Regions from separate parts of the Homo sapiens genome. Here all the other regions are linked to region 5. Evidence: chromatin contacts called from ENCODE Hi-C or POLR2A ChIA-PET data. All regions are on one chromosome and are shown on one strand. The core of a region is the stretch at or near the end of the contact, and the rest is flanking DNA. Distances in the headings are between cores, read along the strand shown.

The links. A loop is a pair of places that touch in the nucleus more often than their neighbours do. ChIA-PET counts read pairs that join two places held with the same protein, here RNA polymerase II (POLR2A). Pooled maps may share reads with other maps.
Region 1: a loop to region 5 is called in a map with no recorded cell type, with 5 times the contacts of the local background. The contact joins two enhancer-like sites. A Hi-C loop is called at or near these places in 2 of 37 single-sample maps with no recorded cell type and 2 of 50 pooled maps. POLR2A ChIA-PET finds 5 or more read pairs at or near these places in 1 of 52 experiments (GM12878).
Region 2: a map with no recorded cell type shows a loop between it and region 5 (2.4-fold over the local background). The contact joins the promoter of ADTRP here to the enhancer-like site in region 5. A Hi-C loop is called at or near these places in 4 of 37 single-sample maps with no recorded cell type and 6 of 50 pooled maps. POLR2A ChIA-PET finds 5 or more read pairs at or near these places in 2 of 52 experiments (GM12878 and common myeloid progenitor, CD34-positive).
Region 3: a map of GM12878 shows a loop between it and region 5 (11-fold over the local background). The contact joins two enhancer-like sites. A Hi-C loop is called at or near these places in 1 of 168 maps with a recorded cell type or tissue (GM12878), 8 of 37 single-sample maps with no recorded cell type and 10 of 50 pooled maps. POLR2A ChIA-PET finds 5 or more read pairs at or near these places in 2 of 52 experiments (GM12878 and activated B cell).
Region 4: a loop to region 5 is called in a pooled map, with 3 times the contacts of the local background. The contact joins two enhancer-like sites. A Hi-C loop is called at or near these places in 6 of 50 pooled maps. POLR2A ChIA-PET finds 5 or more read pairs at or near these places in 2 of 52 experiments (BJ and activated CD4-positive, alpha-beta memory T cell).

Annotation. Positions count from the first base shown.
Region 1 is chr6:11,852,220-11,857,464 of GRCh38, forward strand. No RefSeq gene overlaps it. Among named protein-coding and RNA genes, the nearest start is that of ADTRP, 76 kb to the left of the region's middle. RefSeq lists enhancers at 497-556, 2,520-2,599, 2,680-2,749. Within about 2 kb of position 2,757, at least 3 of the 41 ENCODE cell types and tissues checked have a DNase peak (open chromatin) inside an H3K27ac peak, as active enhancers do.
Region 2 is chr6:11,776,115-11,781,733 of GRCh38, forward strand. ADTRP (androgen dependent TFPI regulating protein) reads right to left here and starts at 2,689. Exons shown (of 6, transcript NM_032744.4): 1 at 2,493-2,689. The coding sequence starts at 2,645.
Region 3 is chr6:11,728,376-11,733,522 of GRCh38, forward strand. The region is part of intron 4 of ADTRP (androgen dependent TFPI regulating protein); the gene reads right to left. It overlaps LOC124901258 (a long non-coding RNA gene), which reads left to right. Exons shown (of 2, transcript XR_007059452.1): 2 at 1,683-2,872. Among named protein-coding and RNA genes, the nearest start is that of ADTRP, 48 kb to the right of the region's middle. RefSeq lists enhancers at 1,159-1,328, 3,713-4,012, 4,293-4,382 and a cis regulatory region at 1,244. Within about 2 kb of position 2,341, at least 3 of the 41 ENCODE cell types and tissues checked have a DNase peak (open chromatin) inside an H3K27ac peak, as active enhancers do; they include GM12878, where a contact is called at or near this core.
Region 4 is chr6:11,654,022-11,659,259 of GRCh38, forward strand. No RefSeq gene overlaps it. Among named protein-coding and RNA genes, the nearest start is that of TMEM170B, 120 kb to the left of the region's middle. RefSeq lists a silencer at 1,653-1,822. Within about 2 kb of position 1,715, at least 6 of the 41 ENCODE cell types and tissues checked have a DNase peak (open chromatin) inside an H3K27ac peak, as active enhancers do.
Region 5 is chr6:12,109,754-12,114,992 of GRCh38, forward strand. All of the region lies in intron 3 of HIVEP1 (HIVEP zinc finger 1), which reads left to right. Among named protein-coding and RNA genes, the nearest start is that of HIVEP1, 100 kb to the left of the region's middle. RefSeq lists an enhancer at 4,577-4,626. Within about 2 kb of position 3,843, at least 3 of the 41 ENCODE cell types and tissues checked have a DNase peak (open chromatin) inside an H3K27ac peak, as active enhancers do; they include GM12878, where a contact is called at or near this core.

The DNA.
Region 1 (5,245 bases), core at 1,507-4,006, 260 kb before region 5:
ACTTTTCATTACCAGGTCTTCACATGTCTTCATATTCTTGATATTAATAACTCCACTTTGTATAGCACATTTTGGTTCAAAAAACATTTTTGACATCCATTATTTCAGGTATTTATAGTTAGCATTTCGCACTGAGAATATTAGAGGTATGTACAACAGATGCATTTAGTTGGGGTGTGCAGAGAGTTAGGTTCTTGCATCAATTTTGCTGCAGCAGTGCAGAACGAGAGTGGAGGAGAGGAGGGAGCAGGGTTAATAGGTCAAGGGAAAGCCCCCTCCCACCCCCTCAGCACCGCCCTGCTGAGGAAATAAGCTGTTCTCCCTATTCCATTGCCCGCAGAAGGCAGCTGAAGACTTCCCATACTGCCGTAGTTCAAAGGACCAACGCTCAACACATGATTTCCTCTATTTGCTTTCCTTGGTGTGATAGCCTCTTGAGGAAATGCTATTTATTTATTTACGTATTTCTTTATTTTTAGGAACATGTCTGGCCTGATTTGAAGCTGCTACATCTACTTTGAAAGAAGCCACATAACCTTTGCTGCTACTTCATTTCAAGTTTTCCTTTGAATTTTCTATTTCCTGAGCTGGGAGAAATGAGAGGATGCACCCTCTCCCTTTCTAACAGGTTAGACCAGGCAGAGGCCTAAAAATGGCGTCTCAGGGTTTTATCAAAGCCTTGAACTTCTGGCAGGAGCTTCCTTCTTTCAAGCTATGCCGGCTTTCTTCATGACTTTGATTCACATCTTCTTTGTCCTGCTATTACAAAGGAGCTGTCCATGTCTTCTCCACTCTCTTGGGGAGTATATGTATTCCTTGTTTATTCCTCCTCTAAATCAGAGTCTTATAAATATTCAGAAGTGCTGGCCAGCAAAGAGACTTGGAGTCAGGATTTTTGGGTTGGTGGATTTTTTTTCCAATTCAAGCTTTTGGACACGTGTTCCTCCAGGAAGCTTGGAGCCTTATCCTACTGCAGACCTCCAGATCCTTTGAGGCCAACTGGCTGGCTAATTAATTAATGGACCGGCTGATTTAGCAAATGGCCTTACAGAGGTGTTACTAAAACACTAAAAAACAGAACGATTTTATTTACAACCTCATCATCCCACAAGTCAAACAGGATTCATCTTCCGTAGGGCTCTGTGATGGTTGTTTCTCAGGACTAGATATTGTTAGAGATCAAATATAGTTATATATATTTCTGTGTCTATATATATATATATATATATATGGATGTATATATAGGTGTGTGTTTATATAGATATATATATATAGACATTTATGTATATATGTCTACGGATCTAACACTCCAAAAATCTTAGCATGGAAAACACTTTGAACTTATAAATAAGCCATTTTCACTTAAAGATTCCCCTTCTTTCACTAGAAACCTTTTACACTTTGTTTCCCCTCCCCACCTCAACACCCTGCTAGCTTCCCTCCCACCCCCCACCCTGGAACAACAGATTGGGTTAGTGCTAGAAAATGTCTTTTATGGGCAACTTAGGCAACATTCCGTTGTCAATACAATCAACAGAAGTCAGAAATGTCAATATTAGGCAACAGTCAAAAAATTCAAATGAGTTTCTGGAAGTTGTTCCATTTCAGCCCCCTAGTAATTTCTGAGTAATTCCTTCATTTGCCTTCCAAACACTTGGCACAATATTATCTTCAGGGCACAAGCTATGCCCATTAAGCAAATTTATCCAAGCAAAACTGTGCAGCAAAAAGTGGTTTAACATATTCCAAGGTTCAATGTCTCTTTTTTAAGGCAGCTGCTCCTCTCAGCAAAAATAGAATTTAGGGAAGTGCCAACCACAGCATCCTGGGGACTGAAACATCTTTACACATAGTTGTTCTATTTTCAAATAAGAATATATATATAGATATAGATGATGTTTAAACATTGCAAAGCTTAAAGGCATTCACAGAGAGATTAATTGTTGTGTGTGACTATAAGTAACACAAGGCTGAGATTAATAATCTGCTCAGAGAACTATTTTTCATGCGACACACAGAATCTTATTGTGTGTATTTCATTATTGCTATCTGATGGTCCCAAGGGTTCACTGTGTTTATATAAAGATTCCTTGCCTCTTTCCAGAGCCTGGAATGTTTATATTTTAGCACATAATCTTCAGAGACTCTGATGTGAAAAGTAGAATGTGTTTTTAAAAACTCGTTGTGTATTTTCCAGAGTTATTTACAAAAAAAAAATTTTTATTGAATTTGCATTGATCAGTAGTTCCCAACCAGAGGTGACTTTGCTTCCCAGGGGACATTGGGCAATGACTGGAGATATTTGTGGTTGTCACAACTAGCATCGAGTGGACAGAAGCCAGGAGTGCTCAAAACCTACCATGCACAGGACAGGCCCCACAGCAAAGAATTATCCAGCCCCAAATCTCAATAATGCCAAGGCTGAAAGACACTGGTATAGAGCGTCTATCTTGGTTATACATGACAACACTACAGTTTGTTCCATCCAATAGAGAATGTCGCCCATAATATACCCAGAGCAACCACCAGTGGCCTTTGCAATTATAACCCTGTTGGCCTGAGAATACACATCCCCCGTTTCTGTGCATGTCTAGTCAGGGAACTGACCACCAAGTTGGAAGTGAGAGATTCTAGGTCATTTTACTTATGGCTTAAATAGCTCAATATGTTAAAGAGAATTTGGTGCTATCCTTGTTAGTCATGGCAAATTTCCTGGCTGCCTATAGAGAAAAGAGGCAAAGAAATCTATTCTCAGCTGATATGATGGGAAAAGAATTTGATATCTTAAAAAGAAATACTCAGTATTTACCACTGATTTGCAGCATGACCTCGGGGAACTCCCTGGCTTAAAAGCACAATGACTCATGAGTTCTCCGTGATCTGTGACATATTGAGAGCACATAGTGTTGCCTCTCTCTGTTTATTCTTCTAATTCGTTAAAAGAATCAACTATGATTTATTGAAAACAATATATATATATATATAGTGTGTGTGTGTGTGTGTGTGTGTGTGTGTGTGTGTGTGTGGTGTCAGCCTACCTTTTTCCTCCATCAACAGGGAGGGTTTGATTAGGGGATGAACCCCAAATGCTACTACTGCCCTACTCCAACAGATCCTATTTTCACTGTTTCTACATCCATCTCACCTTTGGGAACCATAAAATAAGTGTTTTGCTTGAAGTGTAGTCAGGGAGAGTCCTCATATGGATGTAACTATTCAAGTGTTTCTTCAGGTTTTTACAATAGGTAGAACTTGCAGATATACATTTATCAATTTATTATTAATCATTAGTGTTATGAACATCAAAATTTCAAGGTAGCAACTATCCAGCTTTCTAAAGTAAAATCAAAGTGCTTTTATTTTGCACCAAGTATAGTCTTAATCATGGCCTTCAGGTATATTTCCTTACTCCAAACATAATTCAGTGGAAAGACCAGGCAGTGACCTGGGGCACTTGTTTTTATCTCTCTGAAACTTATTTGTAAATTGGAGATAATAATCATATTTTATAGAGTTCTTGTGAGTTGAAAATGTTAGAAGTCTTAATACTGAAAATATCTACTAAGGATTAAGCAGGTGGATGAAAAACTCACCCCTGGATTCAAGTTAATGAAATCTTGGAATTCCGCAGAATAAACAGAAAAGCCTAAAAACTTGCTAAGAGAGGGAAGAATATTGGCCACATGCCAAGGGATGCAAATCAAACTGGTGTCAGACATTCTGTTAGCAACAGAAGACACTAGTAGATAGGGTGGCAAAGCTTCAAAGTTTTGAAGAAAAACGAATTTGGTCCTTGCATTCTATACCCAGCCAAACAATCATAAAGTACACGGTCAAATTAAAACACCTCCTGATATGCAGTAACTCAAAAAGTACATCACTCCTATATCCCATATGAAAGTACTCCCCGGGGGCTTTCTTACTACCAAAATAAAGCAATTTTCAAAAGAACATGAGACATAAGAGAATGTGCAATGAAGTGTGACCAAGAAGAGGTGAGGAAGCTGCAAACAAAGTTAAAAAGAATTAAATAGATACTAATTGGATATTCTCCTTGGAGCAGCAAAAGTTTGTGGCACAGGATCATATTACTCTTTTATGGATTCCTTTATGAATAATGTTTCTATAATTATAATAGTCCAATACTCCTTCAGAGTAAATATCTAAGGACAAAACATGGAAGGCAGTTACAGGTGGCTAGTTGAATTTAAATGTCATAAATGTTAGCAATAAATGATAATATGACTAACCAAAACTGGGAAACAGGGAGGGATAGAGGGATAGAGAAAGAAGATAGTGTATTTCAGCAAAAGTCTTAATTTTTCCTAGTAGAAGTCAACAGATACTGTCTGAAATAGATAATCACACAGTAGAGAACTACAGGGCTTGATACAGATGTCCTTTATAACTCTTACTCTTGCATTTCCCTGGAAGTATTCAACATGCAATTTGATAAGATAAATAAATTAGAGGTATGAAATCGGCAAGAGGAGGAAAAATGATCACTATTTGTAGATAACATGCTTATGTAAGTGTAAAATCACAGAGAATTTTCCAAAACACTTGCAAGCCATAAATTAGATCAATAAGTTAGTAGAACATGTCAGAAATCAATAGCCTTAATAAAGTGTAAAAAATGACCAAAAATAGCAGTTCAGGTAAGTTACCATGAAAAATCTTAACTAGTGTATATAACCCTTATGAGGAAAATTTTAAATCATTTCTGATGGATACAAAAGTGACAACTAGCAAATGGAAAGACTTAATGTGATAAATTAGAAGACTCCATCTCACGAAGATGTCAATTTCTCCTAAGTTATTTTATAAACGTAGCATGTTGCAAACAAAATACCAATTAGAGAAAACTGATAAAGAAGAGCAGTTATTATTTATACTAGATATATTGTAAAATATGCTATAAAACCTCAATAATTTAAACAGTGTGGCACTGTGTCATGAATATAGACAGACAAGAGGAAAAGAATAGAGAGCCCATGCATCCTCCAAAATAGTCCCTAAAATTAACAGAGAGTAAAGATGATAGCTCAAGTCAGTGGGGTGAAAGAGGAGTTTTTAACAAACGTTTTGGGGACAACCAAGCAGTGATGAAATAATATGAAAGAGGATATCTACCTCTCACTGTATTCCAGATAAACTTCAAAAAATTCTAGAAAAGAAATGTGGTTTTTAAAAATTCCATTAAAGCATAATACCAAAAGAAAACATAGACAATACCCTTTAGCAC
Region 2 (5,619 bases), core at 1,439-3,938, 330 kb before region 5:
TACATTAAATCGATCCTCTGAAATACACTCAACCCATCTTCACCAGTTGGGAAGCATTTCATTAGGTCACACTTTCAAGATGACTCCTAATGGAGCTCAGAAAGAAAATCACCACAGGCAAGCCCCTCTCAGCTTATTTACGAGGGCCAGAAGATACCAGAAGAGAGGGACTGCTTGAGGATGCAGAAAGGCTGAGGTCACGTCAACGTACCAAGTCGCAGCTTTTTAATATCTGGGTATCCTGTGCCAGCCACTGTGCTGAATTCAAGGTAGAAATATAGACAGTTAGGGTTGGCAAGGACCTAAGATTAAAAAAAACTTCTGTTTTGGAGCCAAAGTTTGATTGGAATGTTAAGACTCACATGGCAGGGAGAGAGGGAATTAGAAAACAATACTACATATAAATCAGCAGAGACTGAGAGATGCTGTGAAAATCAGAGAAAGGAAAAGGAAATTTGGACTGGAGTTGGTCAGCAAGGATTTGGGAGGAGTATATGTGATTCCCAATGTTCTATGAAAGAAGCAATGTGGTGGAGAGAGGTAAGTAGGCCTTTCTTCTAAGGATAGAGAGAACACCGGGCAGAGAAGTGACAGCAGGAAGCCCAAGGACCAATACTAGTGAGACGCAGTCCTTACTGCAGAAGAGACCAGCCTCCCAGGGAGAGGGAACCCGAAAGGCTGGTTGGGCAGGTGAGCTCTTGAATCGGGAGTTTGACATTGGGTCCATGAGGCAGGAGGGAGCCACTGTGGTTTCCTGAGCGGCAGGCCACACTTTTAGATCCAGGTCATGGTATTAAAAAACAAACCAAAACCAGTGCTTTGAGAAGATTAATTTGGAATCTAAGTGGCTGGATTGGACCATGAATGGACAGTAAAGAGATGATATGGTCATCCAGGTAGGCTTAATATAAGCCTGGAATGAGAGAGACAGTAGTAAGGTTGAAGAAGAAAGGATGAACTTAGTAAAAGGAAAAACTAATAGGATTTGGTAGCTGATCAATCAGGGAAGCAAAATTGGGATTAACACTAGGAAATGATAGTATCATTGACAAGATAAGAGACTTTTCTCACTCTTGGAAAATAAGGGCTCTTGGAAATGTAGGTGAGCTAGAATTAAAAAGTCAGGATCAGTTGTGTGTGTGTGTGTGTGTGTATACAAAGAGGTAAGGGAGCTAGTTAATGAGTGTGGTGATAAATCTATTCTTAGCCACACATAGTGTGAGGTAGGACATTCATACTGGAATTGGATTTTATTAGAAAGTCAGTCCTAACTACAGACACACTTCCCTTTTAGTGGACTGTTTTTCATAGAAAGCCAATAGAGACACAAACCTTAGGGGTGTGTGTGTATGCGCGTGTGTGTGTGTGGTTTTTTGTTGTTGTTGTTTACTGTGGCACTGCTAGTTATACAAAAAACATTTTTTGTTTTGTTTCTGTTTGTTTTTCTCATAAAATTCCATGATTGAAACAAGTAGTCACCTTGAAGTTTTCAAAGACACTAGAGCTGTGTTCAGGGTTCCAATTTTTCAGGCCCAAATCAAGAGGCCACTAACCAACCAGTGAGGAGGAAGCAGCCACTTTGGGCCTCTTTGATTTTAACTCTCTCCATTTCCACGTCCTTAGCATTTCAGAGTGTCACAGTTTCTGACCACATACATTCTCCGCTTGTCAAATGAGGATTACAATTCTGAAAACAGATGTTTATGTGGCACCCAAGATTTTAGTCAAAAACCTCAAATATTAATTCACATCCCCAAATGATTCCCCATTATTAGCTTTTAACTTTAAAAGTATTTTTTTAAGCTATTCCTCAAAGTATTTTTCATAATCTGCTTTTCTCCCATTCATTCACACTTCATCAGAATGCAGTCAGCCAGGTTAGGAAGACAAGAAAGGAGTAAGTCATAAGATTGGTTTTTAAATAGTTGAAAATGTGTATTTGCCATTCGGTTGGGTGATTTGTCCTTTAAGATGGAGCCTGAACCTATAAAAAATTGAGGTGGGAGCTGAACATGGCAAAATGTGTTTGCTTTTCTTAGATAAATCTGTTAGTCTGTGTGTGCTGTAAAATGGCATTATTCCTTCATTGGAAATTACACTTCCTACACACCATACGCCACTCTGCCTTCTCTTCACAGACTTCCCCAAGCAAAGTTCAAAATGCCTCCTGCATTTGTAGTTAATCCCATGGTGAAACCATTAGCATGGTCCCCTCTTTGAGCTCATCTGAAAAGAGCTCCAAGATGAGATTTTTTTTTTCAAGAGAGCATTTAACAATGAGCCAGCATAGAAATGTTAACTATAGATAATTTCCAAATTGGGTTTATCAGAGCAAATTGTTAAGTAAACAAAAAACCCAAAACTCACAAAACGGTGAAGAAGGAAGACAAATAACAAAATTGTGTATTTAATAAAATCCAAAGATGATATGTGTGGCAGCACTGATATTCTAGAGAAATGGATCGGTTCCTGGTACGGACATATGGACTTACCAGATTAAGCAGCGTCATATATTTCCACCTTGCACCATTTGCCAAGATTTTGGGTTTCACCTCGTCTTTTCCTTCCTGTGAGATGTAATAATTGAGGAAAGTATACCAGCTCAGAACAAGGAAGTGGTATATGCATGTAGAAGTCTTCGTCATGGCGAGTGCTGACCGGGGCACCGTGAATGTCTTGAGTACTTTCTGGCGTCCTTCTGTGGGTCACAGCCTAAGTCCAACAGCAGGCCGGAGAGCTACAAACCACACCCCTCTGGGACTGAGAGTTCCAACACAGGCTGAATTTGGTTCTCTTTTAAGCTCCTTTCCTGATAAACTTCAGAGGCAGGATTACTGCTGGTTTTCAGATGCCTGCATTTAGATAATGATAGATAATCTGTAGATTTGCATAAAATACAACATGTGGGCTTTGAGAAGGGCAGGTAGCAATGCAAGAGCTGTACATTGTACTGTTTCACTAGGGCACTGGGGCAGGGGCATGGTTAAATGAAGTAAGCATGAAATACTAGGAAAATCTAGCGAAATACTTCCATGGCTGTAGTCTCTTTTCTTTTCATTTGCATATAACAAGGAAGTTGCAACCTTATCTCTTGAGAAAAGGAGGAGCAGGTTGATAAACCAGATCATGGGTGTGCTTAGGGCATGAACAGTAGAAAGGAAAAGTGTGTTGTAATTTTGCTCCTGAGGTCTCTGAGATTCTAGAAAGTCTGCAACAACCTTTGATCCTCCAGGGAGCAGCTCCAATGGTTTCTTTTCTTTTTTTTTTCACTTTTGTAACTATACCCTAGAGAACCAAGAGTAACCCAGGGCTGTCCTAGACACTCCATTTGCATAGGCATTTCTGTGCCCTGGGAGGGAAGAAGCAGCACAGGAGACCATCCTTACTATGGCCATGACCCCAAAATACCTGACTTTAGACATTGCTGGGAGAGGGTGAGAGTCCCCGCTCTGCCATGAATAGGATGAGACGTGGCTGGGCTAGGCAGCATGCCGGACTAGGCTCTGACTCAGGTTCCACAGAAGGGAACTGAGGAAGAACTAGAAGTGGATGCCTTGTGACATCGCCAGCTTGTTTCCCTGGGCAACTGACTCCGAGGGGTGAGCAAATCCCTCAGAGAAATGCTCCTGACACAGTTATGTAAGTCTGTAATTGGTGCTTTTCAATGACTTAACCAGGGCTTAAAAGTACTAGCAGAAAGAACTGTAGGCTGGACAAGGAGGACAAACCATAAACAAACCCACCTCCTAAGAGTCAACAGACTCCCAATATCAGGATTGGGAGATGGGAGGAGAGCAAACCTGAGCCCGCCATGGAGTTCTGCATTGTAACCATGTTTTTTTTTTTTTTTTTTTTTTTCATCTGTTGGGGCTGCTATAACAACATACTGTAAACTGGGAAGCTTGGAAACAACAGAAATTTATTTCTCAGTTCTGGAGGCTGGAAGTCCAACATCAAGATGCTGACAGAGTGCCTGGTGTTTAATGTGGGTCGGTTTCCTGGTTCATAAATAGTGCCTTCTGGCTGAGTCCTCATGTGGTAGAAGGGGCAAACAAGCTCCCTGAGGCCTGTTTTATAAGGTCACTAATCCCATTCATGGAGATGCTGCCCTCATGACCTAATCACCTCGGAAAGCTCCCCTCTCCTAATGCCATCACCCTGGGAGTTAAGATTTCAACATAGGAATTTGCAGGGAACACAAACATAGACCATAGCAAACCATTCTCAAAGGAAGGGGTGATCTGGGAAATGGGTACATAAAACTCTGTACAAAACTCCACAGCCTGGGCTAAATTGCAAATAATAACAGAAGCTAATACTTTTATAGTACTTACTGTTTGCTAAACATTGTTCCAGTTGCTTTACACATATTAGCTGATTAGCACTCTAAATAACACTATGAGGTAAGTACTATTACGAATTAAGTACATTTTCAGATGAGGAAATTGAAGCCCGATCTGCTAAAAGGATGTGTTCAACACTTTGTAAGAGGCAGAGCTGCCGTCTGAACTCAGTGTGATGGTTAATATTGAGTGTCAACTTGATTGGTTCGAAGGATGCAAAGTATTGCTGCTGGGTGTGTCTGTGAGGGTGTTGCCAAAGGAGATTAACATTTGAGTCAGTGGATTGGGAGAAGCAAACCCACCCTCAGTCTGGGTAGGCACCATCTAATCAGCTGCCAGCGTGGCTAGGATAAAGCAGGCAGAGGAACGTGGAAGGACTAGACTTGCTGAGTCTTCCGGACTTCATCTTTCTCCCATGCTCTCAGGATGCTTCCTGCCCTCGAACATCGGACTGCAAGTTCTTCAGCTTTTGGACTCCTAGATGTATACCAATGGTTTGCCAGGGACTTTCGGGCCTTTGGCCACAGACTGAAGGCTGCACTGTTGGCTTCTCTAATTTTGAGGTTTTGAGACTCGGACTGATCCACCACTGGCTTTCTTGCTCCTCAACTTGTAGACGGCCTGTTGTTGTGATTGTGTGTCACTTCTTAATAAATTCCCCTTCTTATATACATACATCCTATTAGTTCTGTCCCTCTAGAGAACCCTAATACAACCAGTGTACCTGCCTACAAAGGAACAATGTTGCTCTGCACACTCTCAGACTCCCACTTTGATATTTCTCCTCTCCCTACTGAGTGCCCCTTTTTTTTTTTTTGAGATGGAGTCTCGCTCTGTCGCCCAGGCTGGAGTGCAGTGGCGCGATCTCGGCTCACTGCAAGCTCCGCCTCCCGGGTTCACGCCATTCTCCTGCCTCAGCCTCCCGAGTAGCTGGGACTACAGGCGCCTGCCACCACGCCCGGCTAATTTTTTTTGTATTTTTAGTAGAGACGGGGTTTCACCGTGTTAGCCAGGATGGTCTCGATCTCCTGACTTCGTGATCCGCCCATCTCGGCCTCCCAAAGTGCTGGGATTACAGGCGTGAGCCACCGAGCCCGGCCGAGTCCCTTTTATTCTTCTCTCCTCTCATCAGAAAATTATCTCAGAAAAGGATCAATATGTTTTGAAACTTGGTGCACATATGAATGAATGAATGTCTCCAAGGGTGTTTTCATTTTAGACACCATTGTTGATTTAGAGGTTTTATTCCTTTATACAAAAAAAAATCTCAAGTCTA
Region 3 (5,147 bases), core at 1,091-3,590, 380 kb before region 5:
ATTGAACCCCTTTGTTTCTTGAGTGAACTGAGCGCTGCAGTTTCTTGGCTTTCACACCTGCTGTTGTCTTCACTGGGTACACCTCTGACCTTTTTGTTTCCTGGAACCTACTTCTCTTTGCCCTGTGTCTGGCTGAATCTTACTCACGCTTCAAATCTCAGCTTAAAAGTCTATTTCTCTAGAAAAGATTTCCTGAAGCTCTCTCCCCCAACCCTGATTCGGGTAAATGCTTACGCCAGGTGCTTCCTCCACCCTGGAACTTACCTTTGTTACTTATTTGATTGTTTTTCTCACTAGCTTGAAAGCTCTGCAGGGGCAGGGACTGTCTCTGTCAGGCACATTTATTTGCCAAGTGCCCAAAATGCAGCAGGTTCTTTGAATTTTGAAATGAATGGCTGTGTTGGGTGGCTCTGTAGGACACTGCTATGGACGGCTCTCAGTCGCCTGACTCACCAAGACCACCACAGGCTCTGGAAATTTGGAAATGTACCCAGTGGCCTTTCAAGTTTTGGTTAATCTCACTTTACTAATACTTTGAAGAGGCCAATGACGTTGCCCCTCAGTTCAAAGAGCAATTTCACATCTTTCTTGAGCCATCTGCTACGTGAACCTCTGTGAGTTGGACTGGGTGGGCACCAAATGGCAGCCAAAAATTAATCTTTTAGGGTCTCCTTATCCTAAATCTTAGAGCATTATAATGGCTGTCAAGAAATTCATAACTTCTGCGTCTTATCAGTAGAGAAATACCGACGTCTGTGGGTGGCAGATAAACAGATAACGGAGTTTTGTGGGCTTTGGGCATATAATTCTTTCTTTCGGTGTTAACCCTCAGGTCACGTCTTTCCAGCCCAGGAGAATAAATCAAACAGAAAGAGTCAGGAGAAACTGCAAGGCTAGAGTGTTAGTCAAATAGTTTACCTAGATGTTGAGGTGTCGGCAGTGATGAGAGTCATTGGGGTGGCAACCTCATCACGGCATTTAGAGCTGTTGCCCAACCCCTCCCTGAGACACCCCCTTCCAGTTTGAAGCCTCTCTGCCTTCAGGGCCCATGGTTTTCTAACTTCCTGCCCTTCTACTACCTGGTAATTCCTTGCTACCTTTGCTGCTCCTTCCCCCTCCTGTCCCTGAGAGGAGGGCCTTTCCCTGGTGTTTGCTTCTTACTTATCTTCCCTCTCTCCTCTCTCTCTTTCCAGCAATCTTGTCACTCCACGAGGGTTCAACTAGCTGCATCTCCTCAGCCCCATCTTTCTTGAGACTGCAGGGTCTGAATTTCTGAATGGAAATTCCTCCAGGCAGGTGATTCTCAATCTTGTCTCAAAATTAGAATTGACTTGAGGGCCTTAAAAATTCCAATGCTGAGGGCATATCCTGAACCAATTAAACCAGAGTATTTTTGAAATGAGACCTAGATATGGGATATTAAACTGACTGTTTTACTTATACCCAAGACGATTACTTTCACAATTCATTTTCATCTATCAATGGAATCACCATTTTTCTTGTCTACTAACTTAAAATTTTTAGAATTATCCTAATTTTTCCTTTTCATTTGTGTGGTACATGTCAATCAATCCATAAAACCTATTCTGTTGTTTCAACAATGTGTCTCAGGCATGTCTCTCATTTCTGATTCTACAGTTTTACTCTCTTCATGCCGTTATTATTTCTGATTTCTGTTACAGGCATTTTGGTTGAATAAGAACTAAGGTTTGAACAGGAAAGATGAGAAGAGCAGGAGATGAGATACCCTCTCCTCTCCTAGTCCTCCACCTCCATCCCTCTTCAGTTTGGATCCTGGCTGGGCTGGACCCCGCATGTTGACAACAAGGATGTGTTGTGTGGCATCTTTTTAATTAATTTTCATATATGAATTTACAGGTAGGGTAAGGATTTCTTCTGTGGAAAATGGTGCTGAGATTCCAATCCCTGCTGAGTTGAGGTTATAAAGCTATGGTTGACCTGGATGATCTCAGTTGAAGGTCATATTTTGGAAACGGTAACAGTGGCTCTGGTAGGGAGTTCACAACATGGTTGGTTCTGAGCAGGACCAACCATGTGTTAGGGAAAATATTTATTCAATAGAAAAATGAATAAAAACCAGAAAGAGAAGAAGAGAATTGCTGATTCTGGAAATGGCAAGGTGGCTGGTCCTGGAACTCAGCTTAGTCCACCCCTTGGCAGTTTTTAATGTATTCTCAGGGTAAGATGTGTACATGTATTTGTAAATGAGGCATGAATTTAAAGAACTGTTACTTCTGGGAACCCAGGAAGCTTTGCTGAGGGATCTTACCCTGGAGAGCACAGTATAAAAGAAAGTAATTCTCTCTCTTGCCTCATAGCAACTACTTTGGGGAAGGGACTTTACAAACATCTGCCCCAAGGCTGGGTGACAGCTGCATATCTGTGCAGTGTTTGTACGGGGCATGCAATACTTTACACACTAGCAGGGACACCTGCAGCATCAGTAGGTTTCTGGTCTACCAAGAGCAGTGTGATGATGCACTCCAGGCCAGCTGGGGTGGTTGCTGTGGCGAGTAACATTGTTAATTCTACCAACACAGGGGGCTGATGGGTAAATGACACTGTTGGCATCAGCAGTGGGCATGGTGTGCTAACCCTTAACACTGTGCCAGGTGGGGATGTTGGACCCAGTGGGGATTACAGTTTTGCTATCTGTGTGTAAGAACAATGCTCAGAACAGTGTGCAGCATGGGTTGTGCAGTGCACGACAGGGGCATGTGTGAGCACTCAGCAGATTATTGGAACTCCTTGGAAAACTGGACCAAGACCTCCAAGGCAGAAGGGTGCTTGGGGATATCACTGGAACTGTGAAATAACCATACATAAAAACTAAGACATTGTGATCAAAGTACATAATGTGCTGGCTAGTTTTTATTTTTATATTGGTTTATATTTTATTTTGTTTCCCATCTCTTGTCACTCCAACTTATTTGAAGCACTATTGTCAAGAATGACATTTTAAAGCATAATTTGCTGGCCAAGTTACAAATACTGCTCACCCTTGCTTCCACTCCAAACAAACAAACAAACAACAGCAACAACAAATGCTCCCATTTTCTATACTATGTCCAACATCCTCTAGTCTGCCATCTGCAAGCCTTCATGAGTGGGTAGTTCCAGGGATATTTCTCATTAGTCTCTTTCACAAACAGGTCCAGCAAAGAGAATTACTGACCCTTGCTCTCACGCTTTCTGCACTCTCCTGGCCTTGGGACTGTGCTCCTTTTGTTTACCTTCTCTCATTTTTTCTAGCTCCAATCCTGCCGGTCCTTCAGGGCTCAGATCCAATGCATGCCTTCCACAGTGCCCTTCCCACACCGCTCAGCTGGATGCAAACTCTTCCTTTTCTGTGGCTCCTTGTGTTTTTTTTATGAGGTTTTACCACTTTCCATCTTCTGCACTTATAATTTGTATGCATGGGTCATCTCCACTTATTAAGGATAAACCCCCTGCAGGCTGAAGCTTGGCCTGATATAACATTGCTTTTCTGGGCAGGACCAACCATGTGTTAGGGAAAATATTTATTCAATAAAAGAAAGAATAAAAACCAGCAGAAGGAACATTTCTATTTTTTTGCTCCTCACCACTGCCTCAGGGAGAACTAGGTGAGGTGTTTTGGGGTAGGAGAGAAGGGAGAAATAAGTGAGCTACCATATTTAAAGGTGACTAATGCTTTCCAAAGGAAATGAAAGCTTTGCAGTCATTACTATTTTGCAAAGCTTTATTTTCCCACTTAGGGGAGAGCTCTTCAATTTTGCAATCTGAAAAATAACTAAAAGCAACCACCACATGTAAGGCGGTCCCCACGGTCTCAGGAACTATTTTTAGGTCATTTGAACATGGTTTCGGCGGTGAAATGCTTCTCCAGCTCAGCTTCAGTGCCGTTTTCCTGACTCATGTTCGTTTCTCACGCTCCCTCTGGCCCGAGCCCATGCTCTTTACCTCATTCGTGTTATGCCATTTCCCCATTTGACTGTCCAAACTGGCACATCTGACAGTGGGCCCATAGCCACTTCCCTAAAACGTCTCCATGGGTGTCTGCAGTTTGTAGAACTTCATGGCCATCTGTGGCTGTGAGGAGCCAGGGGCCCTGGAAACTGCGTAAGGGTGGGGTTGGCAGGCACCAAAGAGTCTGAGCTCCTCTAACCAGGGCGTGAGCAGAAATAGAGATGCTTCCATCAACAGGATCACATCAAACACCCTCCTTTAAGTGTCTATATTTGATTTGTTCTAGCAAAAATGGGGCTTAGTGGACCAAATACCAACTTAGCATTTTTCATGAAGGACGAAATCCCAAACCACCTCAGCTCCCCACTGGGCACTGGGGCTCACCCAGTCACGTTCCTGCTGGTGACAGGTCTCCATCCCTTCCCTCCACTCCCTTCATTACCAGTACTTTAATGTCTAATCCAAGCACATAGAGCTGGGAACAACACGTGAAAGATTTCAAAGTGCAGAGCTAGGTCAAGCTTTGTGCATGCCCATCCATCCAGCATTTAGCTGAATGGTTTTGCACACACTGGGAATTGAACAAATACCTGGCCATGTAAACACAGTGGAAAGACAACTGGATTTGGAGAGAGGAGACCTCAGTTTTAGTTGGCTCAAGTACCAGCTTTGCATCTCTACCCCACCTCTGCCATATGACCATGGGCATGTCATCTACCCTACTGGAGATTTAGTTTTCCAATGCTAAGTCATCTCTAAGTCACCTCCCATTGTTCACACTCTCTGATTTTATTTGTGGATTGACTGATGTTATCATCAGTTGGCTAACATCAACTCCCCTGAGTTACCAGCAATGCCACCAACTGGTCTACCTGTCTTGTTCCTCTTCAGTCTAATGTCCACACTTCAGCCAGAATCATCTTTCTAATCAGCTTTCTTACATAAACCACATCATTTCATTCCTCTGATTATAACACTTTTCTACAGAAAAGCACTTGGTTTAAAAGTCCAAACGCACTAATGTGGATTTACGACCTGGCTTTACCCTGTCCTCCAATTCAGCCATACCCTCAGCTCCTCCAGCCCTTTGCAGATGCTGTTTTTTCTGCCTGAAGGTCTTTTCCATGTCTCTTTTGACCTATTCTTATTCATTCCTTGGGCCTCAGCTTAGACAGTGC
Region 4 (5,238 bases), core at 465-2,964, 460 kb before region 5:
TTATTTCTGTAAAGGAGGAAGCTGCTGGGCACAGTGGCTCACACCTGAAGTCACCACTTTGAGAGGCCAAGGCGGGAGGATCACCTGAGGTCAGGGGTTCAAGACCATCCTGGGGAAAATAGTGAGACTACCGTCTCTAAAGAAACATTTTAACAAATTAGCCAGGCATGGAGGTGTGCTCCTTGTAGTCCCAGCTACTCGGGAGGCTGAGGCAAAAGGCTCACTTGAGCCCAGGATTTCAAGTTACGATTGTGTCACTGCACTCCAACCTGGGTAACAGAACAAGACCCTCTCTCAAAAAAATTTTTAAAGGAGGAAGTCATCAGTTATGTATATCACACAGATTCACTGGTGACTTTGCCACCTTTTCCATCCCTTTGAAGTTCTGCATCGCCGGTGGGAGGACGTTGGTCAGAGCAAGCAGAGTGTGGAGGCAGAAGCAGAGAGCGGAGGACCTCAACTCTCTCTCTCCCTGGGCTCTGCTCTAACTTGATAAGGGCCCACGGGAACATCACCTAAACTCTTGGGGGCCTGTGTTCATTTGTCTGTAAAAAGAGGGGCTTAAATTAAATGATCATTGAACCCTCCAAGCTCTTGCTGGGCTGTTTCTGGGGGCTCTTCTCTCTGGAGTATTGATTTGAATTTTGGTGCTGAGCCAGCCAGTGCACGAAATACTACCACTTTGCTCAGTCTCGTAGATGTTTTTCTGTATTTCCTATGTTCAGCATAAAGGGGGCCAGCCCACTACTGCCTTTAACATGAATTGCCCTTCGGAGTATGGAGCACGAGGCGAGCAGCGCTTGTCTCCGCTAATAGACCTACACATTTCCAGGAGAATTTTTTTTTTCTCCTTGCTACTCACAACACATCACTTGTTTATGTGAGGGTTTTTACACACAGCTGATTTATAAGGGATTAGATTTCTCTAAAACATAATCTGCGTTGGTTCTATTGGCCAGTTAAAATTGGTATCCCAGCACAGCTTGTTAAGACATTACATATCATTCCTCTTGTTTTTCTCACACTCAGGAATGATAGGTTAAGAAATATGATTCTAGTTCATAAAAGCCTGAGAGGGACTAACTGGGCTCTATTTATGTTTTATCCAAGAATGTGGAATTTGAAGCTTTTCTCAAAGTGAAAGTTGACCCACTGGACCCGTGTGCTTGGGCCAAATATGAGTATGAGAAACATTCTCAAACCTTTTTGGAATCCTAGGCCAGTAGACACTGAAGGGGCCTAAAGGATTTCTGGGCAATTCCTTCTCCTTCTCTCATGCCACAATAATTATTTGCACTTCTTGCCCTTCTTTTAGCTCAAAAGTGAACTCTGCATGAAGCATATTACCTTAGAGAAAATGTTCACTTAAAGAAAGCCACCTGTTCAGGAAAACAAATTGTCCCCAAGAGGCGTGGTGGAACGCAGGTGGGGAATTTTGTCTTCAATAAGGAGAAATTTAAATTCTCTATATTCTTAGAAATTTACCAAATTGGTTGCACTAGGGTTTTTTTTTTTTTTTTTTTTTTTTTTTTTTTTTTTTTGAGACGGAGTCTCGCTTTGTCACCCAGGCTGGAGTGCAGTGGCGTGATCTTGGCTCACTGCAAGCTCCGCCTCCCGGGTTCATGCCACTCTGCCTCAGCCTCCCGAGTAGCACCAGGGTTTTTAATATCCAGTTCAACCGGGAGACATTTGTACTCTGCGAAGGCTGAGGCGTCCGTGTAAATTTGGCCACCAGGTGGCACCAAATGTTTTCATTAGAAAAATTGCTGAGGGAAAGCCTGGTCCGCATTCTCTCTCCTAGTTAAAAGGAAAAAAAAAGAAAAAGAAAACCCTTTAAAGTGAGTGTTGTCGGTTCATTCACCCAAATTCAGGAAGCATGTGCCTTTCTTATTTGCTAGCGCTTTGGCAGTACACTGTGGCAGTTCAGGGTGAGTTATTTCCTTGAAGTTTGTTAAAAGGGAAACATGGATGAAATTCAAGACTTGAAACAAAGCTTTATTGGAGCTTTGCAGGACAATTAAAATCCAGTCTCTCAGCCAACAAACGGTTCCATCAACCCCCTTCTAGGCCTAGCAGGACACAGGATGCCCAAACAAAAGGCAGAACAGGGAGGCATGGCTGGGTTTTTCCTTTTATCATTTGCTGCACAATCTTATTCTTTCAGATCCCAAACCAGCTTTTATGGTCTGGTTAAAATTTTGTTCTGTTTAGAAAAGAGGGTATCCTAAAGCAATCTAACTGAGCAGGGGTTGTTGCAGAGGGACACCCGCCTGCTTTCAGATGTGAGTGCTGCTGGGGATGATGTCTTTCTGCCCCTGCTCATGGTCTCCAGAAGAAAGTGCTGGCACGCTAAAGATAGGAAAAACATTGGCCAATTTATTGCTAAATTTCAATTCTTAAGAAGTGTTTTTTTTTTTGAAGTAAAAGAGGTGTGCATTCATTTATTTATTCATTCATCCATTCATTTGATGAATATTTATTGAGTGTTCACTGTGCCAGGCATCGTATTTAGAAGCCAGGGGAAGAGTGGTAACCAAAACTACGTTCCAGCTTTGGGCTGCTTCTAGTCTAGAGGAAGAAGCAGATACTCGTCAAGCCACTCGCATGAATGTGCATCAACAAGCTGCGGGAGGTGCTTTAAAGGCAAAGATTGCTGTCCCTGGATGTTGTGGAGCTAATGAAGTTGACCTAGATTCGTGGAGTGATGGGAATAGGCAGTGTTCCCTAACGAGGGACCCTGGAGCTGAGATTTGAAGGATGAGGAGGAAGTAATTAGGCAAAGGGATGGGAAGAGGTGAGGAAGATTTAGGCCAGGGAATTGCAAATTCAAAGGCCATGGGAGGAGAGGGAGAATGACAAGTTTGAGTTCAGCGTTTGAGATGCAAGTGTGGAGGGAACTCAGTAAGCGAAGCAGGAATGGATGCAGTTACAGGAGTAAAAGCTCACCATGAGTTCTCCACTTTCCTCTGTGTTTGGTATACTTTTCCTCTGCCAAATGGGAGAAGAAAGGTCAACACACACACACACACACACACACACACACACTCCAAAACTCTATCAATTACCAGATCTCTACTAGTCGCCTGCTTTGATAGGTGGTCTGTGGTATGGTTGGCTTGGAGCCAGTGTCCAAATATTTGAGAAAAGTTTGGGCATTTTTCCCCCAGTACAGTAACCTGTTTAAATGGACACAAGTACCACTGGGGAAGGCTGAGAGGAAAAGTCACAGAACATACTTGGCAATTTTAGCAGAAAGTGCTGCCTTAAGCATCCCTATTTTCCCTTTAGTGAGGGGATGTGGGTCTGGGAACTGACTCGGTCTTAGACACGACCCCAAGTTTCTGATGTAATAGCAGCCCCCATTCACCAGACCTGGAGTTTTTTCAGTTACACGCCAAGTTAGGCCGGAAATCCTGCGATCAACTGGCCACACCCTAAGATCCCTGCAGTTCAGTTCATTCTGGTAAGCCCTAATGTCTTGTAAGATGACTATACCCATTTCTATCTTACTATTCTAGTGTACCTATTTGTCCTTTTCCACCCGGGCCCTTCCCACATGCTTGGTATCAAGCAGTCCTTTTGGATGGTAGCATCTTCCACCACTATTCCCAACTCACAGAGAAGAGCCTCTACACTCTTTTCAAAGATGCCGGTGTTTGCCTTACCAGTGTCTATCCCAGGCTTTGATGACGGGATTGCCTATAAGGCTACAGCCACATTCCTCTCTTGACACCTATGAGTTCTTTTGTTATATTGAACCTTACAGTTTCTAGCTTCTCAACTTTCCCTAGACTGTACTTCCAATGGAGCCCTGGACTTCTTGGGCCAGCAAGTAAACTATCAGAACCACTCTCAGCTGCCCCAGCTAACACCACTAGATCCAGAATCGTGGGTGAGTGCACAGTGCACCCACGTTTACCCTGATCAAAGTGATGTTCCTTCCTCTTGACCAATAGCCTTCAGGATGCCTTTCCTCACATATTCCCACATCTTTGCCAATATAATTAAGTCCTGTAAGTCTTTTGGTGGTTGAATTCCCTTCTCCCCTAGTAAGTGCTGGGGTCTGACTTTAGTTACAAGTCTGGGGATGTGGAAGATGAGTGTGTAAAGGTGAGGGGTGGGGGTAGGGATAGAGCATTAAGTGAGTCTGTCCCTCTGCCAAGGTAACTGATGGCCACTGAGAGAAGTTAACAGTGTCTTCAGGCCAGACATGAAGAGCCTAACCAGGGAACGCAGAGGAGGAGGGAGCTCAGGGTGGGTTGTGGGTTGGGGAAATTGAAGGTCTCCAAATCCTGCTCTATATTCCCATTCCATTTGTCTCTTTTCTAATCAATGTCCTTACATATACAAAAGAAACATAATGAAGATTTGAGTACAACTGATAATGTAATTTGGCAAACACAGAACAAACTTTGCCTTTGCTTTCCAGCTACCTCAGCCCATTCTTTTGGCATTGTCAGAGAAATCTCTGGTTAAAGAAAGTCCGTGCCTTGTGCTTTTCATGTGTCTTTCAATGCCAGTGCCCCACAGGACCACATCTCTTGGACCGTTTTCATTTTGGTGCACGCACCCAGACTCCCAACTGCCTGCGTTCACATCTCTACCTGAAGACTCTCTGGCTTCCAGAGGTTACTCTGACCATGTGAGGCAGACAAGAAGGGCAGGGAACAGCCCCTTTTGGGAACAGTGCTCAGCTGATGACTGGTGGGAATTGGTGCAGAAACACCCCAGCTGCCTTGTCCTTTGGATGGGGTGGTTCTTTTCTTTCTTTCTTTTTTTCTTCCTGAGATGGTGTCTCGTTCTGTTGCCCAGGCTGGAGTGCAGTGGCGTGATCTTGGCTCACTGCTACCTCTGTCTCCTGGGTTCAAATGATTCTCCTGCCTCAGCCTCCAAGTAACTGGGATTGCAGGTACAAACCACCACGCCTGGCTAATTTTTAGTAAAGACAGGGTTTCACCATGTTGGCCAGGCTGCTATCGAACTCCTGACTTAAAGTGATCCACCTGCCTCAGCCTCCCAAAGTACTGGGATTACAGGCATGAGCCACTGCGCTGGGCCTTAGGTAGGGTAGTTCTGAGATGCATATTTTACTCTTTTCCCTGGAGTGCGTGCGTGTAGCTGAGCTCACAAAGTAGGGGAATTTTCTCTCAAACTCTGAAGAATGTCCAAGTGGAAGGCAAATCCCAAATTATAACTGGTCATCTTTGAACAATCGTGGACCTTGAGGGGTTTGAGGGC
Region 5 (5,239 bases), core at 2,593-5,092:
CATTTTGACCTCCTCTCATCAATCATGAATGCTTTTAATGGCATTTAGAATAGTGAATCCTTTCAAGAAGGCTTTCAATTTGCTTTGCCCAGCTCCATCAGAGGAATCACTGTCTATGACAGCTATCACCTTATGAAATGAATTTCTTAAATAGTAAGCCTTGAAAGTAAAAATTACTCCTTGATCCGTGGGCTGAAAAATGGACATTGTATTACCAGGCATGAAAACAACATTCATCTTCTTATACATCTCCATCAGAGCTCTTGAATGACAAGGTTTATTCAATGAGCAGTGATATTTTAAAAGAAATCTATTTTTTCTGAGTAGTCACTCTCAATATTGGGCTTAAAATATTCAGTAAACCATGCTATAAACAGATGTGCTGTCATCCAGGCTTTGTTGTTCCATCTGTACAGCACAGGCAGAGTAGATTTAGCATGATTCTTAAGGGTCTTATGGATTTTCAGAATAGTAGATGAGCGTTTGCTTCAACTTAAAGCCACCAGCTGTATTAGCCCTTAGCAAGAGAGTCAGCCTGTCCTTTGAAGCTTTGAAGCCAGGCATTGACTTCTCTCTAGTATGAAAGCCCTGGATGGCATCTTCTTCCAATAGAAGGCTGGTTTATCTACATAGAAAATCTGTTGTTTTCTGTAGCCACCTTCCTCAGTTATCTTAGCAAAATCTTCTGGATAACTTGCTGCAGCTTCTACATTAACACCTGCTGCTTCACCTTGCCCTTTTATGTCATGGAGATGGCCTCTTTCCTTAAATCTCTTGAGCCAACCTCTGCTAGCTGTCAGCCTTTCTTCTGCAGCTTCCTCACTTGTTTCAGCCTTCATAGCATTGAAGAGAGTTAGGGCCTTTCTCTGGGTTAGGCTTTGGCTTAAGGGATGTTGTGGCTGGTTTCATCTTCTGTCCAAACCACTAAAATTTTCTTCATATCAGCAATAAGACTGTTGTGCTTTTTTGTCGTTCAGGTGTTTCCTGGAGTAGCACTTTTAATTTCCTTCAATAACTTTGCCTTTGCATTCACAACTTGGCTTACTGGCTGGTACAAGCATCCTAGCCTTCAGCCTATCTCAGCTTTCAACACGCCTTCTTCAGTAAGCTTAATCATTTCTAGCTTTTGGCTTAAAGCTAGAGACATGCAACTCTTCCTTTCACTTGAACACTTAGAGGCCCTTGTAGGCTTATTAACTGGCATAATTTTAACATTGTTGTGTCTTGGGTAATAGGCAGGTCCAAGGAGAGGCAGAGAGACGGGAATGGCCAGTTGATGGAGCAGTGAGAACACACACACAACATTTATTAAGTTTACTGTGTTACATGGGCACAATTAATGCAGCCCCAAAATAATTACAACAGTAAAAACAAAGATCACTGATCAAAGATCACCATGACAGATATAATAATAATGCAAAAGTTTGAAGTATTGCAAGAATTAGAAAAAATATGTCACACACCAGAAGTGAGTGCATATGTTTGGAGAAATGGTGCCAAGACAGACTTGCTCCATGCAGAGTTGCCACAAACCCTTAATGCAAAAAGCACAGTATCTGCGAAGCTCAACAAAGCAAGGTATACCTGTATTCATTTTCTTTTGCTGCGTAACAAATTCCTACAAACTTAGCAGTTGACACAGTACTTACTGTCTTGTGGTTCTGTAGGTCAGAAGCCTGACACAGGACCTGGCTATAATGATGATGTCAGCAGGTCTGTCTTCTGGAGGCTCCAGGGGAAATTCTGTTTTCCTGCTTATTCAGGTTACTGGCAGAATTTAGTCCTGTAGCTGTAGTCATCATGTTCTTGTGAGCTGTCAGCTGAAGTCCATTCCCAGCTTTTAGAGGCTACCATGTTCTTTGGACGGGAGCTCTCTTTCTCCGTCTTGAAAGCCAGCAATGGCAGGTCAGGTCTCATTTCCTGTCTCTCTCCTGCCTCTTCAGTTGTTCAATACCTCTGACTTCAGCCCTAAGAGATTCTCCATTGTTATGGGATTGTGTAATTAAATTTGAAAGAGTCCTGCAGTAACCGAGGATAATCTCCCCATCTCAAAATACGTAACCATATCACATTTGCAGCGTCCCCTTTGCCACATTCAGAAACATTTACAGGTTCCAGAGGTTGGGGTGTGGCCATTTTATAGGGCCATTATTTCACCCACCATGCTGCCATATTGGACAGTACAACTTTACACTGTATTATCTTTTAAACGGTGAAATTTTGAAGTGATAAAATTCTTAAAGTTCTTTTTATAATTTTATTATTGTCATTTTCAGAGCTCTTCATTTATATGTATAGATCCACATTTAAGTTTTAACATTTCAGTATAGGCCTGAAGACAACGAATTCTCTCAGCTTTTGTTTTTCTGAAAAAAATCTTGCTATGGCCTTCATTTTTGAAAGCTAAATTATTTCTCAATATGAAATTCTGGGTTGGACAATTTTTTTTTCTTTCAGTAGTGTAAAAATATCACACCATGGTTTCCGTTGAGAAGTCTGCTTTAATTTTTATCTTTTATTCTCTGTGTGTAATGTTTTTCTACCCTCTGGCTGCTTTCAGGATTTTCTCTTTATCTTTGGTTTTCAGCAGTTTGAATATATTGTCTAAATTCTTTTTCTCCCTTTTCTTCTTTTTCTCAGTATTTTTTTTATTCTTTATGCTTATTCTTTCGTATCATATTCTTAATCATCCTAGTTATGGGTTATTTAGGCTTTTTGGATGTATGGTTTGTTGTTTTCATTATTTGGGGAAAATTCTTGGCCATTATTTTTTTCATGTATTTCTACTACCCTGTTTATTCTTCCTTTTCCTGCCGGTTCCTTGTGCTTATGGCGGGGACTGGGACTCTGGGGGCTTTTCTCAGTGCTAGTGCCCCTGCTCAGCTTGCAGCCTCCTGCGCCATAGGCTGGGGGAGTCCCTGCCCACCTCCTCACCGCCCCCCTAGCAGTGGGCTGCTGCTGCTTCCCCCACAGGGCTGGGCTTCTGGATGGGGTGGGGAGGGGAGGGTTGCTCCATCTCCTGGTCCAGCCTCAGTCTTGGCGGTCCCTGTGTTTCCAGCCCCTCCCCCATGGCAAGGGACTGAAATTTTATTGGTGTGGGATTTTGGTCTCAGGACAGTTTCCTGCCTCCCCTGGGGTAGAGGGTGTCCTCCTCTGTTCTTCTCCCGGCTGCAGGGTGTTTCTGTCTGTCCCTGTGGTGACATCTGCTGCCCTTTCCCTATCAGCTTAAAGCCCAAGGCTTTGCTCAGGGGGAGGAAGCTCTCAGGGAGAGTTGGCTTCATGCCTGTCCACTCTGCTTACACGCTTGGGGCACTTCTCTGGCCTCGTCCTGCCCCTCATGTGAGCACCTGGTGCGGGCCCATGTTAAAGAGCCTGTAAGTGAGTGTGGACTCCCTCAGCCCATCCTAATTCAAAGGCAGAAGATACACATGTAAACAGGCAAACAGGGCATTCTAGATTATGACTGTAAAGAAGGGTGGGGTGGGCAGGACAGGGACACCGACCTTAGGTAGAGTGGAGGAACAGCCCAGAGGTAACACTGGTGCGGTGAGTTGAAGGTTGAAAATGACCCTGTCATCTTGAGAGTTGGGTGTAGGGAGGGCTTTTCATGCTGAGGAGATGGCAAGTACAAATCCCAGGGGCAGCAACGAGATGGGGCAGTTCGAGGAGGAGAAAGTTTACCGCAGGCTGAAGCGGAGTGAGTCAGGGGAAATGGTGTAGAGGGAGGTTGGAGAGTTGTGAGTCAGATGTCCCTGCAGTCTTTTGGCCATGTTAAGATGCTTGAATTACATTGCATGAGGAATGGGAAGAACTTGGTGATGATCTGAATGTAGCTTCCTTTTGCTTGCTAAGTGAATTCCAGTCTCTTCTGCTTTGTGTTCAAGGCCTAGAGTAACCTGGTTGTAGAATACCTTTTCCATCCTATCTCCCACTCTACTAATAGATGAACAGCAAGGTTGGCTTCCTGCTCTTAGGTGAGTCTTATGCATTTTCCTGCTCACCTTGTCATGCTGTTCCCTAACTGGAAAGGACTTGTCCCTCTCTGCCTGTCTCTGTAGGCTTTAGTCAGATGTGCTGCTGCCACGAAACTTCTCCCAGGCATTTCCTTACCTCCATCTTCACCAGTTGTTCCCACATCTATGTGGTAGCTTCTTGAGTATACCTGTTTATCACACATTATTTGTTTAATTTGTTTAATTAATTTTTAAATTTGTTTTATTTAATTAATTTTTCTGTCTTGTATCTTTATTCTGGTTCTCTCTGCCAACTTTCACTACCTGTTTATAAACACACTCAACCCTCCCATATCCTAAAGAAGACTTCCCTTGCCCTCCTTTCCCCTGACTCTGACGTCTTGTCTTTCTCTTTTACTTTACAGCCATATCCCCAGGAGAGCGCCTGTATTTGCGGGCCCTGCGCGTCCTCATGCCCTCCTTCACTCCTTACTGGTATATGATAGGGTTTTTACCTCCAGAACCCCGCTGACACTGCTTTCAGAGATAATGATGTCTTCCTAGTCCCAGTGACCACCAAGCCCAGGGACCTCTTGTTAATTTTCATCTGTGTATCTGAATGTGATATTCAACACTATTGGCCACATCTTCCTTTTTAAAAGTTTCTAAACCCCCACTTCCTGGCTGTTCCACTATCACATGTTTTGTCTCATCTTTCTGATTTCCCCTTGTTTCTTTTTGTTTCTAGCTCACCCCTAAGTGTAGGGATTACCCATCCTTCTCATGTCAGACCTCCCCTCTCCACAGCATATTCTCTTTGGCTTATCATTTATGTCCTTTTACAAAAACAGCTCTCACCGCATATTCCCAGATCTGTGCCTCTAGCCCAGACCTCTCTCTAGAGGGAAAAAAAAAGAATGTGCACGTACACTTAATGTATCATAATTTTCATATTGCTGTGTAATCTTTGTAATTATTTTAAATGGATGTATAATGTTATGTTAAGTGGCTGTGCCATAATTAGCCTAACCATTTCCTATTGAAAATTTCTTGTCCTGAATTTCCAGCTACAGTTTACAATTCTGTGCATGTATATTGAGTTTGAGATTGATGCCTGAGTTCAGGGTAGCATTTTAACTCTTGCACAAACTACTGAAAAAAGCCTTCTGAATGGCCTCCTGGTCTGATCTCTTGACCTTCTGGCCGAGCATGATCTCAATTGTTAGAAAACAGGTACTACTTATGTTCCTAAGGCCCAAAAGAGATCTGAAGTTTTTCAGCTGACA